Regions from separate parts of the Mus musculus genome. Here region 2 is linked to region 1. The links are chromatin loops, found by intact Hi-C in ENCODE. Cell type or tissue: heart. All regions are shown on one strand. Region 1 holds the start of Lsm11 (U7 snRNP-specific Sm-like protein LSM11). Region 2 overlaps Cyfip2 (cytoplasmic FMR1 interacting protein 2).

Region 1 (4,000 bases):
TGTTCAAACTTAAGTGAAGCCTATACACTATGAGAAGGGCTAACCTCTGCTATACATAAAGTGTACTGAATAACTTGAGTTTTCAAGATTGTGTAGTCATTCGTGCCCTTCCTTCAAATCCTAACATGGCCCTTGGAGAAACTCCTTAACAAATCTAACCCTGGTGCTTTGGTCACTTGCTTGCTTTCTGGAGGCTATTCTTTGCGGTATCCACCCATCTCTCGCGGTACTCCATCTGCTTCAGGGTTTCAGTGATGAGGGCTAACACCTTGAGTGAGGTCTTAACTCCAGAAATGAACTTAGTCGTGAGAGCCAGGTGGAGCTGGTCCTCTCACAGTCCTGAGAGCACAGGAAACCCAGAACTGCTCTCAAGTGTTTCCCGAGACAATCTTGGTAGCAAGGAGGTAGCAGGAATAAGTGTCACACTCTGAGACTTGGGTGCAATTCAATAACCTCACAGTGGCAACACACATAGGCAAAAAGAAAGTACTGTAGCAGCTTGTTCCAGAGCCAGGCACGCTCTGTCTTTCTGCTCCGGCTGTGAGAGCCAGCTCTGGGAAATCCTGGCTGTGCTGGGAGGATCTGGTACAGTATGCCAGCCCACAAAGGCTCCGGCAGCAGCGCACTGCTTTTCAGGGTCTTTCTCTCTTAATAAACAAATTTCTAGGAACATAACAAAACAAAATCTCTCACTGAGTTCACACCTTCCATTCCAAAAGAAGCCACTTTAACATTGTAACGATTTAATTAGCAGGCTACAGAAGCTATGACTGGCTAAGTAGGTCATTATGTTCACAGGGCAGATGTCATAACTATTTGATATAGCCCTAGGCTGTTTTTATTCCATTTAAACAAGATCTAAATAGCACATTAGAACCTTTGCTGTTTAAGGCTTCATTCATCCTGCGGATCTATTAGGAAGCTGCAAGAAATTCTCTTGTGCCATTTCTACCTTTAGAATTTTAAAACAACCTGCACACAGGGTAACCTGAGCCTGACAGATAGTCCTGCCCCAGCCAGCCAGTAGCTGTAAAACCGCACCTGTGTTTTGGTAGCATTCTGTGTCTGCGGCACTCCAACACTAGTGATTTAATGTGAACACAAGCCGATCAAGTCCCTGCAGCCCAGGCGGAAACGGCACCCCAGGCGGGGCTGTCAGTTCCCATGCTGGGATAGGAGACGTCTCTTGTGCTATTATGTGAACATATCCATCTCCTCACTCTCCACCTGACCCTCAAATCCCACACACCTTCAGACTGGCTGTGCTCCAACACAACTTCTGTACACCTCCTCAACTCCCTGCAGTGGTCCCCAAGACCTCTCATCATTTCTGCAGACCTCTGATGTTCGCCCCATCCCCCCAAACTGTCTACAAGCCCTACAATCGCTCCGTAAGCCTCATCACTACCGCAGCCCCTCTGCAGCTCCTCACTACCTGGGGGACATTCCTCCGGACATGATAGCCTGTGCAGATCTCCCCCACCCCCACCTCATCCCCACCGCCGTGGGTCGTCACTCTCCCTGTTCCTCAACTCGTGCACAGTCTCTGTGACTCACAGGTGACCGTGCCCGCGCCCCCACGGCCCTCGAGACTCCCGCAGACGCCCTTTGCAAGCCCTGCCTAGACCTCCGGCCGCCCCACAGCACTCACAAGGCATCCGCGTAAGCACATTGCGGGGTGCCTTCTTGCTGCGCCCCGGGCCCTGGCGTCGCGCTCCGGCCGTGCCGTCCGTGTCCTCCTTGACCACCATGAGCCGGCGCAGGCGCTGGATGCGCTCGGGATCCGGGGTGGGCGCGGCGCGGCGACGGGCCCTGGACGAGCTCCCGGCTCCCGTGGAGGTTCCGGTGGAGGTTCCCGCCGAGGCCGGCTCCCCCGTGCCCCGAGCCCGACCGCGCCCGGTGCGCCCGCCCTTCAGGAAGCTCTCGTACTCCGCCACGTTGTTGAAGCAGGGCGCGTTGGGGTAGGGAATGGGCGGCAGGCGAGGTGCGTACAAGGCCAGCAGCGGGTCGAAGCTGTAGGAGCTGACGTCCAGCCGCGGGCTGGGCGGGCTGGCTGGGCTGCCGGCGCGAGCCGACCTCGCCCCCCACTCGCGCTCCTCCATGTTTGAAAGGCCCGCAAGCAGAAGCCGATGGGCGGGAGGAAGGAGCCGAGCCGCCAGAGGGCGGCACTGCGCAGCCGCAGCCGCGGCTCAAGGGGACGCACTGCGCAGCCGCGGCCACCAGGGGGCAGCATAGATTCGCTCTGGAGAGCAGCAGGGGGCGTGGCGCAAGGCAGGGGCGTGCTGAGAGGCGTGACCTGCTCAGGCCTCGCTCCGCCTCCACAGACAGCAGACAGGTTGAGGCTGTCCTCTTGACCTTTTTGTTACTAAAGAAGATACTGTTTATTAGTTCTCGTTTCCCTCCCCCATTGATATTAACTATCTCTTCTGAATTTGAGATCTAACGTCAACAAAATATACAAGTAGGGACACATTATTCGAAAACAAAGCCAACATTTTGGAGGCAGTAACAATTAACCATTTATTTAGTAAAACTCACTGATATTCACAGACAGCTTAGAATGGTTGATGCTCCAGACTCGGGGGGTAGACCCCAAGAGCAGCATTTTAAAGTCCCAGGATGTTCTCTGTTGTTCGGCTTGAGCTGGAGGCAAAGGACAGGAAGACAAGACATATCCCATTTTTCATTCCTGTTAAGTATATTCCTGATGTGGATCAGGCTAGCCTGTCTAAGCTCAAATTACTGAGCCTCTTTTGAGTTCTTATTGTCGTCTGAAATATGACAGGAAGGGTACAGAGTATACAGTGGGTGCATGCTAGATGGTTGAGTGCTATAAAAGACGGGTGACTACATCCTCACTTCCTTTCCCTGCCCACTAAGTTTAGAGAACACTTGGTATCAAAGAAAAGAAAACTGACTCCTTGATGTTCTCCTGACTACTGCAAAATCCAAAGAATCAACACTATTTTTTAGCTCTAGTTCAGCAAAAACTCTTTAAGATATATTTCATGTGTATGCTTGTCGGCATGTATGCCTGTGCACTATGAGCAATCAGACATACACACAGAGGCCAGAGAATGCTGGATCCCCTGAGTTGTGCTCGTTGTGAGCTACCATGTGGGTTCTGGGTCTTCCTTCGGAAGAATAGCCATCTCTTCAACCCCAAAGGAATGGTTTTAAAAGTGAGACTCCTGGAGGTAAGTCCCTCCCCATCCAGCATAGCTGTCTTGCTTCTTGCCATCTCCAGCCACACAAGTCATTCTCCGAAGTGCCACCACCTTCTCAAAGTATCAACCGGCATTCAGCCCGCGCTAGCTGCTTTGGGGTCTTCTTTACTTTCTGTAAGTTTGAAAATGTGGCCCAAAAGAACACTTGACTATCTTTAAGACAGAGATGAAACTTAGCACACTGCCACCACCGTGTGAGCTGCATCGTAGGAGGGAAACACACAGACGAAATAAAGAGCAAGCTTTGGGTAGGTAATGGTACTTGATGACACTTGTGTTCAACCCCGGTTTATTGCTTTAAAAATCCCCTGCCTGCATGAAAACTTCCAGCACCATTCAATGACTGAAAACTTCCAGCACCATTCAATGACTATCTCAGGGCATGCCCAGAGGGAGACTTCCCTGGATCTGAAAGCACACACTTTCTCCAGCGGTTGTCAATGAAACTTGGGTCTTTATTCCCTACTTGGCCAATTTTGATATAACATGCTATCAACCTACCATTAAGTTAAATTTGCTCATCAGGAGCTAATGATCTTACTGCCTCTCTAGTATGCTGAGGGAATTGCTTGCCCAAAGTGCTATAATGTTCATAGCTGTGTATCAGAAACATTTGGGCTTTTAAAAAAATCACTGAAGAGTCCCAAACATCCACATGGATATCTTACATTGGCACTTTCAAATTCAACATTCAAATGAACATTTTAAAAAAATGTACCCAGAGGTCTCTGGATGTCTGCTATGTGGGGACATGCATCCTAGCTTAAGACAAA
Region 2 (4,000 bases), 310 kb after region 1:
TGCATTAAACAGGGTGGCAAATGACTTCTCAACCGGTCCTCCTGGGACACATGACCTTAAATATCTCAACCAGAATTGAGGTCGCTGTAGATACCGTTCCCCAAGCTTCTTTCTGGATGCAGAAGCTCAGTATGTGAAAGAGAGTTTCTCAGTAAAGGATGGGCAACCCAGGGTGGATACTCTTTCCTTAATTGATAACAAAAACAACTGAGTGTATTCTTAGTGTTTCCCAGTGAAAATTTTCGGTGTAGGGGAAACGAAGGTCCTTGCTGTCTGTCCTCAAGGTACAGACTTTCCAATAAAGAGACACTGATAAATGTGAGCAATCTAGGGAAAAATGGTTTTTAATAGGAAACATGTGCATAGCTTTTATCATTCACCAGGCAACACATACACATGCATACAGACATGTACACATACACATAGACTCATATATACACACCACACTCACAGGTACAAACACATACACACACATACATTCACGCACATGAGTGTACACACACGCCCACAAGGGCATACATATACAACTATTTTTAATGTCACACCAATCCTATAAATCACGTGTATTATTTCTGTCCTCCATATTGAGACATAGGTGGTAGAGTATCCCTAGTACTGGAAAGCAATAACCTAAATCATTTGGAGGTAGGCATTATGGGAAGTATTTGTACGTGGTTTCTTTGGGCAGAGGTAACGTAAGGCTGAGGTAAATTTATCCCACACACAGTAAGTGTGGTCTGTTCGACTAAACAGGACGTAATCGGGGTAAAGAAAAGAAGAGTTTGCCAAAACAGGTTACATCATGTTAGTCTACAGGCCTGATCTTGTGAGACCACAGACCCTTGTAGAGAGTTGGGACGTCTGCATGGACTGGAAGCCATTGAAAGGTTTTAAGTGGGAAAGGGACATTCAAAATGGCACAGTCCAAAGCTGTAGCCACCAACCATGGTGCCTACTGAACGCCTCAAAGGGGGCATCCGCTGTCATGTGCGTAATAGATTTAGGAGATCTAGGAGAAAGCAGAGATGTCTTTAATAGTATTTACACTGATGCCACGCTGATATGTTAGTGGCTTCAGTTTGTTGAATGAAATGAAACATATTGTTAAAATGTCAGCCATTTCTTTCCCTCATTAAAATATGGCTGCTGAATACTGAGGGTGCCACAGGTGGCTCCCACTCGAGGCAGTGTTTTACCTCAGATGGATCAGCCAGGGTTACTCTCCCTTCTAGTGCTTTCTTTCTCTGAATTCCCCAGTTTCTCTCAATTTCCATCCTTTTGAAGAGCACCCACTTTGCAGGGAAAGTTGTTGAGAGCTTTTTTTCAAATGGGTATATGTATGTGTATATATATTGAGACAGGGTTTCTCGGTGTAACAGCCCTGGTTGTCCTGGAACTAGCTCTGTAGACCAGGCTGGCCTGGCCTCAAACTCACAGGTCTGCTTCTGCCTACCGAGTGCTGGGGTTAAAGGTGTGTGCTGCTAACCCAGCTGGGGACATATATCTTTAAAGATGAACTTCAATTCCCCTTTCTTTTACTGGGAATTAAACTTGAGTCCTCTGAAGACTATCAAGATCTCTTAACCACTGAACCATCTCTCTAGCTCCTAAGATGAGATTTTATAAACTAAGTATGGAGCGTCGCCAGGATGTGACATGCCCATGTTTGTTTACACAGAAAAGTATCAGCATATTCAGGCTCAGAATGCTCTTAGAAATGCTCTCTCCCCCGTCGTTAACCGCTTCCTACCTGATCTGCTCACACCTATTAAGTGACTTCTTAGAGATGGATGTACCTTTGTGCGTTCTGTTTATCGGTTAGGATCCCATGTTCGTGGCATTTTATGTGCAGTGCACGTCGACTCCTATTTGAAATGTGTCAAGTTTGTCAAAGTCAAATGAAGCCAATCACTTCCAAGGGGGTAGGGAGGAGAAGCCCCTGGGGGTGGGGATCACCTTGGGATGGCTGGCTGGCCCACCTCAACTTCCAGCGAGAACTGCAATACTTTTACATAAATGTATTTTCCTTTATGACTAGGACCATTGCAGGGTTTGAAAACCCAGGAATCCATTGAGGATGAGGGGAGGGGGGTGGGGTTAAATCAGTATCTTTCAGTAATACTGACAAGTCTATAAACCTGACATGTCTCCAACTCAACACACCTTAAATACGCACTCCATGGATTTACATTTTTAAAACGTTAAGGTTAAAAGTCAAGTCAAGCCACCCCTGTGCTTCTGAAACCATTTTGTGGTGGCAGATGCCTCCCCAGGATCAAGTGTTTACAACGATGCCAGGTGGAACAGCTCGCCCTCTAGTGGCCACTGCACTGAAGTACCTCAGGCTTCTCACCAGCCTGATGCAGGCAGGCAAGCTATTAATTTTGTACCTGCCCCACTCCGGCTTAGACAAGAAGTTCCCTTTGCCTGCACTCTGGACCTATCCCTCACCTCCTTTTACTTAACTCCCTGGACACTGTTTCCTTAAGATAGCCTCGACTAGCCGAGGCCTATCTACCACATAGTCCCAGAATCTCAGTCTTCCTTCATGAACGTCCTTCATTTTGCTTAGTTTCTGCCCTTCTATGCAACTGTAGTGTAGTTGTATGCCATCCATCTATTCTCCTTCACAACATGTCTCACTGCCTGAGCCCGTGGAAATCGCTTCATTTTTCCTTAAAGGCTGAACAAGGTGCGAGGCTAAAGAAAGGACGCTGCTCACTGCCTAGACTCCCCTTACCTGCCGGCCATGGCTTTGTAGTAGGCGAAGATCTGGTCAGCCAGCTTGTAGACAAACTGATCAAAACACAGGTTTACCTGGTGGGGAAAAGCAGGCAGTCAGCGGGTCCTGTCTGGATTAATTACAGATGGGCAGCGGGGAGGGCACCAGGGCAGGGTTCACTGACGTGCATTCTGGGGCAACATAACAGCCCTGACAGAAAGGGGAAGAAGAAGAAAGCACCTGTGGCCATTCACAGGCACGGAAGTCAGCCCTTTGCCCTCAATGGCTTCAGAGGAGCCCAGGAACCAGTCTCCCCATTGCTCCCCACTGTTTGGTCAGGGAACACAAATGAAAGGCCACCCTCTGATGTTGTGACTACCTCTAGCAGCCTGTGGACCCAAAGACTTTCTTGTCTCCTCCTTGTATTTGATTTTTCTTGCTCTGTAGAGTTAATTTGGAGCATGCTCTTAGAGACAGAAACGTCCCTTTCTTCCAGCTTTCCTTAAATCCCTCTGGTTTTTTAATGTACAAAGTCTTGCCCTGCGGTGTCTCACGGCATTCATAGGAGACTATGAAGTCTGTGGGAAGACAAGGGCACACCCCACATCAAGCACCAGAGACGTCGCTTCTATCCATGAATGGGGAGCAGAAGGTGGCCAACGTGGGACTTGAAAGAGATCAGGCTCCGGCATCAGCAGGGCAGGAGGCAGAGCCAAAGGAGGAGGTCCATCTTTGATTTCTTCCTATTAAGCCCTCAGCTTTGTAAGACGAACCCTTTATTTAAAAGTTTCTGTACTTGTATCTGACACCCACTATATTACATAGAGCAGAACCCACAGTGGGTGCTGTGCACGGTGCTGGCTTCAACCCATGGTGCTGGCTTCATATCCCGGTAACTGAGGCCTCCTGCTTGGGCCTCTGAACCTCTTGATGCTCAATGTACCTTCTAGAGATAAGGAGTCTACAGGGTCAACTTAGGAGTGTTCATTTAAACCCCATGTTCCCTTTCTAGAACCAACTCTGAATTCTTGTCCAAATATTCCTGATGCCTCCAGAGGCCCCATGGTCTTTTCTGGAGATCGTGACCTGCCTTTGGAGTGGTTCTAGATGGCACCATTTGCAAGCCGAAGTGTATATATACATGAAGGTCCTTGAAGCCCCTCATGGTGTAGCCCAGACAAGGGATGAGGAGAGAAAGGAGCAGGCTACTGTACAGTATTATGTTTGACAGCCCCAGCAATCATGAATTTTGTTCCCTGGATAAGTGCCTCTGACACA

Evidence for each region. Peaks named below come from ENCODE experiments on the same cell type or tissue, not always from the same donor. Only the 100,000 strongest peaks of a DNase experiment are listed, where the experiment ranks them.
Region 2: it touches region 1 in a loop (6-fold over the local background); 1 of 42 quality-filtered maps calls a loop at or near these places.

The regions. Positions count from the first base shown.
Region 1 is chr11:45,942,811-45,946,810 of GRCm38, forward strand. It overlaps Lsm11 (U7 snRNP-specific Sm-like protein LSM11), which reads right to left and starts at 2,125. Exons shown (of 4, transcript NM_028185.2): 1 at 1,652-2,125. The coding sequence starts at 2,102. Thg1l (tRNA-histidine guanylyltransferase 1-like (S. cerevisiae)) reads right to left here. Exons shown (of 6, transcript NM_001080969.3): 6 at 2,495-4,000. In heart, no CTCF peak of the experiment used is centred here; a DNase peak (open chromatin) is centred at 2,201; H3K4me3 peaks cover 2,266 bases; H3K27ac peaks cover 1,386 bases.
Region 2 is chr11:46,249,864-46,253,863 of GRCm38, forward strand. It overlaps Cyfip2 (cytoplasmic FMR1 interacting protein 2), which reads right to left. Exons shown (of 31, transcript NM_133769.3): 19 at 2,741-2,817. Among named protein-coding and RNA genes, the nearest start is that of Fndc9, 16 kb to the left of the region's middle. In heart, a CTCF peak has its summit at 2,320 (motif pointing left); no DNase peak of the experiment used is centred here.